2 separate regions of the Homo sapiens genome follow, and region 1 is linked to region 2. Evidence: chromatin loops called from intact Hi-C (ENCODE). Cell type or tissue: heart left ventricle. All regions are shown on one strand.

Region 1 (5,000 bases), 290 kb before region 2:
AACGTGAGACACACAGGCCACCACCATGTTTTAGGGGACCTGGGATTTTGCAACAGGAAGAAATAACAGGTTAGAAAAATGCATGCTTTAAAACATTTAAAATTTAAAAATAGAATGCTTTCACACACACACACTGCAACACAATATAATTGTGCCATTTACTAGTAATGATATAAACATATCTGAATGCCCCTTTGAACACAAAGCACAGCTAAATGCCCCACCTCCAGCAGACAGACCCTGAAGCAACACACCCCCAAGAAAACAAGTGACAGATATATATGATAGATAGATAGATAGATAGATAGATAGATAGATAGATAGATAGATATTATTTTTTTTGAGACAGAGTCTGGTTCTGTCTCAGAAGGGTCAGGTTGCCCAGGCTGGAATGCAGTGGCATGATCTCGGCTCTCTGCAACCTCCACCTCCCTGGCTCAAGCTAGCCTCCTACCTCAGCCTCCCAAGTAGCTGGGACGACAGGTGCATGTCAGCATACCCAGCTAATTTTGGTAGAAATGGAGTCTCACTATGTGGCTCAGGCTGCTCACTACGAGCTCAGAAGAGCTCAAGCAATCCACCCACCTCGGCCTCCCAAAGTATTGGGATTACAGACATGAGTCACCATGCCCGGCTGTAAGTGACAGATATTGACATAAGCCCTGCAATAGGAATCTGAGACCCAGGATTGGACAGGTCAACTAGCAATGCTTCTAAATACAAGTGATCTGGCAAGCTGGCAAAATGTCTGAGTTTCATTCTTTACCTTAGGTCAAAGTTTCATTCTTGATTTGGATCAAAGGGGAAGGAGAAAAAGGCACAAACTGAACCATCAACTCTGTCACCGAAAAGTGGTCCCCTGGATCTTAGTGCTTTGCCACCTTCTTGCCACCCCTATAGTAAAATGCTTTTTTATTCTTTCTTTAAAAATTTCTGTTATTATTATTTTATTTAAATGGGGTCTTGCTATGTTGTCCAGGCTGGTCTCCAACTTCTGGCCTCAAGCAATCTTCCCACTCCAGCCTCCCAAAGTGCTGGGATTACAGACGTAAGCCACCATGTCCAGCCATGATTTTTAAAGGCAGGCATACTTTATACTTTTTGTACACACTTACAGCTCTGATTCTTTTTTTAAACATATTTATTTATTTTTGTTGAGATGAGGTCTCGCTATGTTGCCCAGGCTGGTCTTGAACTCCTGGGCCCAAGTGATCCTCCTGCTTCGGCCTCCCAAGTAGTTGAGATTACAGGTGAGAGCCGCCATGCCTGGTTCAGGCTCTGATTCTTATGTCAGTGAATGCCCAGTAAATTATTGTTGGCTTGAACTGAATTATCAAGAAGGTGCTATCAAGAATTCTTTGAGCCAGGCACGGTTGCTGACGCCTGTAATCCCAGCACTTTGGGAGGCTGAGGCAGGCAGATCACTTGAGGCCAGGAGTTTGAGACTAGCCTGGCCAACATGGTGAAACCTGGTCTCTACTAAAAAATAAAAAAATTAGCCAGGCATAGAGATGCACACCTGCAGTCCCAGTTACTCAGGTGGCTGAGGCAAGAGAATTGATTGAACCCAGGAGGCGGAGGTTGCAGTGAGCCAAGATCACACCACTGCACTCCTGGGTGACAGATTGAGACCCTGTTTCAAAAAAAAAAAAAAAAAAAAAAGAAGTAAAGGAAAGGAAAAAAGAAAGAGAAAAAAAAAGAAAAATAATTCTTTGGCTAGGTATGATGGCACTTTGGGAGGCCGAGGCAGACGGATCGCTTGAGCCCAGGAGTTCAAGACCAGACTGAGCAGTATGGCAAAACCCCGTCTCTACAAAAAGTACAGAAACATAGCCTGGGGCGGTGGTGGGCGCCTGTAGTCCCAGCTACTCTGAAGGCTGAGATGAGAGGATTGCTTGAGCCCAGGAGGTTGAGGCTACAATGAGCTGAGATCACACCACTGCACTCTAGCCTGGGTGACAGAGCAAGACCCTGTCTCAAAAAAAAAAAATTATTATTTGGGAGATATAATTTTACATCATCAGAGGGTCAAAAAAAACCCTCTATTTTGCCTATTGGCCCCATTTGAGATGACCCTGGTGAAATTTCTCAGCTAACTTTCTCCACCTCTGTCAAGTTGACCGAGACACCACCTAAATCTCCATGAAGGACCTGGCAGCTTTCCGGCTCTGCAGCATTTTCCCGACAAGTTTGCTGCGCACACGCGGATGCTGACAGCACAGTCTCATGCTTGCCTAAGCCAGAGCACCACCCTCTAGTGTGACACCGTGTGATCTCTATTTTACCATGCAGAAGAGAGGTCATCTCCTGGTACAAGAAAATGGGCTGTCTTCTGGATAACCGCAGCAATTCATCTCTGAGTAGCTGAAGGTCATTAGTATGCATTATACAAGTGGAACCATTTGAGAGAAAAGAGGGAACTCACTGGACACAAAAGTGCACTGAGACTGTGAACAGCAAGTCCCGAACAAGGACACAGAGATAGATCCCAAAGGGAAAGGCTGGAGGGGGAAGGATGCGACCCAGCCGCAGTGGCTGATCCATGAGGGCTCCTGTCTGGGTTCGTGCTGCCAATCAGTAGCATTCCCCAGGCAAGACGTGGGCGCCAGGCCTGACTTGAAACCCAAGGTTGGCTTCAAGATCTTGCAGCTGGATCAGAATGCTGAGTTCATCGTTGCTGGTGGGCCGCCGTCACCTCTCCTTAGCCCCCCTGTTGAAGGATGGCCGGCCCCTCCTGGGAAAATTGCTACATTTCCTCAGATAACAGATGCACACATGACTAATCAGGCCTACCCTAAGAAATGAGAGCCAGCAGCAGAAGCCACAGCGCACACTCTGTATTGTGAAAATGGAATGTGGGATGACCTAGGAGATGACACAAATGCCGAACGGCGAACTTTCTGTTTCTATGAGTCTAATAATGAAAAACTTTTCTGCCTGAACCCGTGGGATCGAATAAAATGAAAAACCCCATTCTGCAAACCACTGCGCCCCATGGGAAGCAGCTCGGTTTCCTTCCCGTGTCGTCGGGAGCCCTCTGATGGAGGAAGCCTAAATTACAGCGCTCATAACCTAACAGGCAGCCGCCGGGCTCAAGTGCCCCCTGATTTTCCAGAATCGAAAAGAAGAGGAACCATAAAAGAAGCCGAATGTTTTCTCCCCCTGGCACTTTGCCCAGTGACAGTTGTCAATCAGAGGTGCTGCAGACCGACTCGAAGGCAGCGTTCAGTGCCCAGGCACACTGCCTGCTGCCGTTGGTTCCTCCCATGGTTCTCAGGGCGCCAGGTCTCTGTCAACTCCCAGCCCCCAGTTTCCTTACCTTGTCCTACTGCATCTGAGTCAGGATGCCTGATGGGTTGAGCGCTGATGATCTCATCCGTGTCCCACATGTCCCAGGGAATCCCAGGTCTGCCCTGAGCTTCCTGTGTCCTTGGGAAAGTCGGTTAATCTCTGGGCCTCACTGTCCTCATCGCTGAGCTTGGGGACTTGTAACAGATGATTTCTAAGTATCTTCCAGCTTTGAATAGAGCATTTGTCTTGGGTGGCCAGGCTTAAAGTTTAAAGGCATAAAAGGAAAATGGGATCTGATCTTTAATCAGAACTGCTGAGAATGAGAAGCGCAGAGCAAACTACCGACTGCATTGGGTGAAAAGTGAAAATGGTCGGTGGGGAGGTGCCACGGTCAGGATCTGAGGCGCTAGGATCTTGCCAGTGCCTTGGCGCCTTTCTCTGCAGTCCCCGGCCTGCCTCCCTTCTGCTCCCTCTCTTCCGGAGTCTGGTGCTGCCAATTTGCCAGGTGAGCCCCGCCAGCGTCCCATTGCCGGTTCTCGTGGCCCTCACCTTTTCCTTATACCTTCATCCCTGCAGGAGTCGCAGGACCTCAGCTGGCCAGTTGGCTCTGCCTGGAAGGTGCAGGTCTTGTCCTTGTCAGGGAGACTGGCAGCCGCAATGCTGTGCCTGTCCCAGGCTGAGCAAGAGGCTCCTGGTGTCGATTCTGGAGCAGCCACAGGCCTCAGCAGGCCCCCAAAAGTGATGACATCAGCACAGTACTGCACCAGCTCTGAGGGCCCCACTGCCCCTGCCATCTCCTCCTCCTCTCCCTCTCCAGTCTCCCTCTCCTCCCAGCACAGTGCAGCCTCCAAGGGCAGCCTCCACGGTGGAGATGCTCAAGCTAAAGCATGGGGACAGGAAAAAGCAACCACCAGGGTGGAGGGTCTCCCAGGGGAAGCACAAGGTCTGGGACAATGAGAGGCATCAGTCACCGAACCATCTCACAACTCGAACAACCCCAGAAGAGCGGGCTGGAGAGTGCAATGTGACATCACTTCCCATCTTGCTGGGAGACAGGGCTTTTGCCAAGAACGGGCCCCTGGGGATTCATCGGGCGACATTTTCATGCCACTGGCATAAATAAAGACTTGTACCAAAGGCTGCCATTCTGGGCAGAAGGTGCTGTCTAGACCCCCTTAGGGCTGCCCTCTCTGGCCCCAGGCCCCTGGCTCCTACCACCTAAGCCCATCACATCACCCAGGAGGGTCGGCAGCTGCTGGCCCCCACCCACATTCGCTGGCTTGGTTTTACTCTGCAGGGGAAGCTGGACTTCCTCCACATCCAAGTTCAACTACATGACATCAGGAACACAGCCTTTCTCCCGACACCTTCGAGCCTCTATTTGTCTCCAGTAGCTGTCCCAGAAATCATGGGTGGGAGCATTCAAAAATGTGGTTCCAGAGGTCCCCTTGCCCTAGCCCAAAAGGCTGCCTGAGCTGGGGATCCCTTCCTTACCCCCCAATCCGAAAGGCAGCCTGGCCTTCCAAACTGGAGTCCGTGGTTCAGAGTAGGAGATCCACAGTCAGGGCCCGGGACACGGCTTCCCCTGGCTGGTCTCAAAGTCTTCCTAACCCTCCAGGGGTCCGTCCTGGTCTTCCACGGAGTTTCCCAAAAGCGCGCGCCACACTTGGTGGGCGCTCAGCCCCGAAGCGCCTGTGAACACCGCCCAT
Region 2 (5,000 bases):
CACTCCATGCCCCTTGGAGCTGCTGGGCTTCGGAGCCAACTATCATATTTAACTTCCCTGGACCAACTCCACTCCACACCCAGCTCCTAGAATTCTTTTTTTTTTTTTTTTTTGAGATGGAGTCTCTCTCTGTCACCCAGGCTGGAGTGCAGTGGCGCCATCTTGGCTCACTGAAACCTCTGCGTCCCAGGTTCAAGTGATTCTCTTGCCTCAGCCTCCCTAGTAGCTGGGATTACAGGCATGCACCCCCGACCCGGCTAATTTTTGTATTTTTAGTAGAGACAGGGTTTCACGATGCTGGCCAGGCTGGTCTCGACTTCAAGTGATCCACCTGCCTCAGCCTCCCAAAGTGCTGGGATTACAGGCGTGAGCCACCATGCCCAGTATTTTTTTTTTTTTTTTTGAGACAGAATCTCTCTCTATCGCTTAGGCCGTAGTGCAGTGGTGCAATCTCGGCTCACGGCAACCTCTGTCTCCCAGCTTCATGTAATTCTCCTGCCTCAGCCTCCCAAGTAGCTGGGATTACAGGCAGCAGCCACCACACCGGGCTAATTTTGTATTTTTAGTAGAGATGGAGTTTCACCATGTTGGCCAGGCTGCTCTTGAACTCCTGACCTCAGGTGATCCACCCGCCTTGGCCTCCCAAAATGGTAGGATTACAGGTGTGAGCCACCACATTCAGCTCCAGCCCTTAAAATTCTAATAACCTAGTCTCTCCTAAGACTTAGCCTAAAAGAACGAACAAGCCTCCCTTTCCACACTGTCCTGGGGGAAACCACCACTGGCTGAGTGCCAGCAGGTGCTGGCCTCTCTCCTGGGCTCAGCAGGGCAGGTCCTGGCTGGCCCAAAGCTTCGTCCTCTGGAAGCCTCCTTCACCATCCTGTCGTACAAGCACCTGCTCTTCCCTCCCTGCCACACGCTCGCTTTGGGCTCACTTGGCCAACCTCCAAGTTCCCAGCCAGACCCAGCAGCCGTGCTGGTCAACCCTGGAAACATGGACTCTGCTTTGAAATTCCTTTGGAAATTATGGTCAAAGTTTCCTTCACAGGGACTCATTTTTCCAGGAACATTTTCTACCAATTTGGGGAAGGTGGGGTGTCTCATTCGTTCATTCATTTACCCAGAGCCTACACTGAGCCAGGTGCTCTGCAAGGTAATGGACGGGGCACAGATATTTCAGGCAGTGCCCACCCTGGACCCTATAACAAAACGGCCAGGTGCTAGAAGAGCAAATTCATAAAGTGCTCTGGGAACAGAGAGAAGGAGAGAGCCAGGGTCCCTCTGAGGACCTCCCTCTGTTTATTTATGTCACAAAAACGCGTAGGAACATTCTGTGCCACCATTGTTTTGCAGTGTGCAAATCTGTGCAAACCTGCCCCCAAAGTCCAAGGGAGCTGAGAGGTGGAACAAAGAGGCTGATATATCATTTCTCAGAAAGGAACTTTTTTTCTCTGTCTTCGAGACAGAGTCTCGCTGTCACCCATGCTGGAGTGCAGTGGCGCGATCTTAACTCACTGCAACTTCCCCCTCCCGAGTTCAAGTGATTCTCTTGCCTCAGCCTTCCAAGTAGCTGGGATTACAGGCACCTGCCACCACACCTGGCTAATTTTTGTATATTTAATAGAGATGGGGTCTCACCATGTTGGCCAAGCTGGTCCCAAACTCCTGACCTCAAATGATCTACCTGCCTCGGCTTTCCAAAGTGCTGGGATTACAGGCATGAGCCACCGTACCCAGCTTCGGAAGGGAAATTTAATAGGGACTTAGGAACAGAAGCCATCATTTCAGGCGGCTGCAAGGCAAGATGATGGATCCCTACGCCATTCCCTCCCAGACCCAGGGCTTATACACCAATAGGGAAGCAATATATAAGACAATTGTAGAGAAAGGTAAGCATGCCAAGTGAATCTGCCTAAGGGCAGGGCTTATGGTCTAGGTTGTTCTGGGACTGGGTGTGGTGGCCCATACCTGTAATCCCAGCACTTTGGGAGGCTGAGGTGGGAAGATCATTTGAGACTAGGAGTTCAAGACCAGCCTGGGCAATATAGTGAGACCCTGTCTCTATTTATATTTTTTTAATATATTTTTTCAAAAGGTTATTTTGACCTAAAGGCAGGATTTACCGAAAGTACATGTTCTTACGCAAGAGCAGTAGACAAAATAAAAATCTCAGAGGCGTTCCTGGAACTGGTGATAATCAGAAGTCAACACAGCGGGTTAGTGTCCTAGACAGGTCTGCTTCGGCCTGCACACAGGCATTGTTCTAAGTATGTTCCAGATGCTAAGTCGCTTAATTCTCATAAAGGCTTTACGAGGCAGGCACTAGTATTACCACATTTTATAGATACAAGGGCACAGAGAGGTTAAGCAGCCTGCCCGGGTCACACTGCTGCTAAGTGGCAGAGCGACATTTGTACCCCAGCACTCAGGCTCCAGGCCCTGCTGTTAGCCACCGACAAGGCTGCCTCTGCTGATGGAGGGGCTCTCCAGCTGAGCAAGGGTGGCCAAGCCTGAGCCAGCTGCTGGGACACTCGGGAAGTGACACAGGCATATCTTCACACCAAGGAGCACACTGGGAGCACCCTGCTCAGCCAAGCAACCCTGAAGTCAGAGGCCGGCCGAGCCAAGGGGCTCCAAAGGGAGCTATGAACTCCCGGGCTGGACCGCTCTGTCTTTGTTCACAGCCTTCAAGGGAGAGCTCCAAGGACCATGTGAGTCCCTGCAGGGGAGCCATGGGAGGTGGCCTCCCCTCCCCAGAAAACAAGGTTTGGTGCCTGCCCTTGAGTGAACAGTTCGTCCCTGAAGGAAAAACAAAACAATAACATTCAGCTCTGGGTAAAAGATGTTCCCACTGCTACTCCACCAGGGAGAGAGAGTGCACTCATGAGAAGGGCTCGCTTTTGTAGGAGCAGGTACATCTTTTTCCTGGCCTGGAGCCCGTTACAACCACGTCATAAACGCCATGCCAGAGAGGGTGCCCTGCACTGGCCCCACACGGCCCACGTCACCTCTCCCAGAGGGCTGGAGAGCGAGCAGCGACATGGGAGGCTCCGGCAGGTCCTGGCCTTAAGGGTCACCGGCTCCCTGTGACAGCTGACTCCACTCCTGGGAAGAGGAACAGGAGAAATCCTAGAACCAGGAGCCGATCCCATCCACGTGGTCTCTGCCCTCAGAAAGAGGCAATGCTGGAGAGAGGCATCCCCCTCCAGGATGGAAACCACAAGAGCCCCAATTTCTGTCTGTCCTGTTTGCCACTGGGTGTCTAAAATACCACTGGGTGTCTAAAATACCATGTCACAAAGCCTCCACAATTTTTCTCTAAAGGATTCGATGTGAGAAGCTTAGGCTTTGCAGTTCACCAGTCTCAGTGCAAATCCTCCACTCTGCCATTGGAGAGCACACACTGCCTATAGCTTCTGAACAGATGAAGCCTTGTCCCAATCAAACCTTATATATGGACACTGAAATTGGATTTTCTTTTTTCTTTTCTTTGAGACAGAGTCTCACTCTGTCATCCAGGCTAGAGAGCAGTGGCATGATCTCAGCTCACTGCGATCTCCGCCTCCCAGATTCAAACAATTCTCTTTCTCCTGCCTCAGCCCCCTGCGTAGCTGGAATTACAAGCACCCACCACCATGTCCAGCTAATTTTTGTATCTTTAGTGGAGACGAGTTTTCACCATGTTGGCCAGGCTGGTCTCGAACTCCTGACCTCAAGTGATCTGCCCACCTTGGCATTCCAAAATGCTGGGATTACAGGTGTAAGCCACCAAACCTGGCCTGAAATTTGATTTTCATATCATTGTCAGATGTCATGAACTACTACTCCTCTTTTTTTTTTTTTTTTTTTTTTGAGATGGAGTCTTGCTCTGTTGCCCAAGCTGTAGTGGTGTGATCTCGCCTCATTACAACCTCCGCCTCCTGGGTTCAAGCGATTCTCCTGCCTCAGCCTCCCGAGTAGCTGGGATTACAGGCATGTGCCACCACACCCAGCTAATTTTTGTATTTTTAGTAGAGATGGGGTTTTGCCATGTTGGCCAGGCTGGTATCAAACTCCTGACCTCAGGTGATCTGTCTGCCATGGCGTCCCAAAGTGCTGGGATTACAGGCAGGAGCCACTGCGCCCAGCCATGAACTATTGTTCTTCTTTTGATTTATTTTCCCAACCATTAAGAAAAGTATAAATTTGGCCGAGCGCAGTGGCTTAACCTGTAATCCCAGCACTTTGGGAGGCTGAGGCTAGAGGGTTGCTTGAGCTCAAGAATTCAAGACCAGCCTGGCCAACATGGCAAAACCCCATCTCTACTAAAAATACAAAAATTTAGCCCAGCATGGTGGTGTGCGCCTATAGTCCCAGCTACTCAGGAGGCTGAGGCAGGAGGATCACTGGAGCCCAAGAAGCAGAGGTTGCAGTGAATCAAGATCGCGCCACTGCACTCCAGCCTGGCAACAGAGTGAGACCCTGTCTCAAAAAAAAAGTAAAAATCGTCCTTTGCTTGCAAGTTGTACAAAAACAGGCAGCAGGAGGGATTTGGCCTGCAAGCTATAGTTTGCTGACCCCTAACCCCTGATTTTGTGGCCACAGCCCCATGGGATCAAACCCAAACAGAAGGCTCCCAGTGCTCTGCCAATCAGGGATCCCCTGCCCCTCTGCATGGACCCCCATCTAACAACTGCAATTCTCAGTTTGCGCCTCTCCTGTGGGCTCTCGGGATCACCTTGCCCCTCACTTTCCAGCACTCACTTGTTTTCTGAGACTCAGTTCCCGTGTCTCAGGCTCTGGGAGCCCTCTCTGGATACCCTGTAGGGTTCTGATGCACCTCTCTTTACTGCCCAAGCCCCAGCAACTAACCCCTCAATGAACTTGTTGCCAAGTCTGATGGTGGCGGTTTGTTACTCAGCCTCCTCCAATGGCCCGGAAGCTACTGGAGGGCCAGGCGTGGGGCCCTCCAGCTCCCTCTCCCAGTGCTTGGAACGTGGTAAATGCTCTGTAAGTGCTCG

What was found. A loop is a pair of places that touch in the nucleus more often than their neighbours do. Peaks named below come from ENCODE experiments on the same cell type or tissue, not always from the same donor. Only the 100,000 strongest peaks of a DNase experiment are listed, where the experiment ranks them.
Region 1: it touches region 2 in a loop (2.1-fold over the local background); 15 of 110 quality-filtered maps call a loop at or near these places.

The regions. Positions count from the first base shown.
Region 1 is chr1:9,193,593-9,198,592 of GRCh38, forward strand. No RefSeq gene overlaps it. Among named protein-coding and RNA genes, the nearest start is that of MIR34AHG, 14 kb to the left of the region's middle. RefSeq lists an enhancer at 4,435-4,955. In heart left ventricle, CTCF peaks have their summits at 3,043 (motif pointing left) and 3,242; DNase peaks (open chromatin) are centred at 2,659, 3,049 and 4,373; H3K4me3 peaks cover 1,545 bases; H3K27ac peaks cover 213 bases; H3K27me3 peaks cover 1,213 bases.
Region 2 is chr1:9,480,376-9,485,375 of GRCh38, forward strand. No RefSeq gene overlaps it. Among named protein-coding and RNA genes, the nearest start is that of LINC02606, 54 kb to the left of the region's middle. RefSeq lists a silencer at 2,461-2,661. In heart left ventricle, no CTCF peak of the experiment used is centred here; DNase peaks (open chromatin) are centred at 2,586 and 3,026.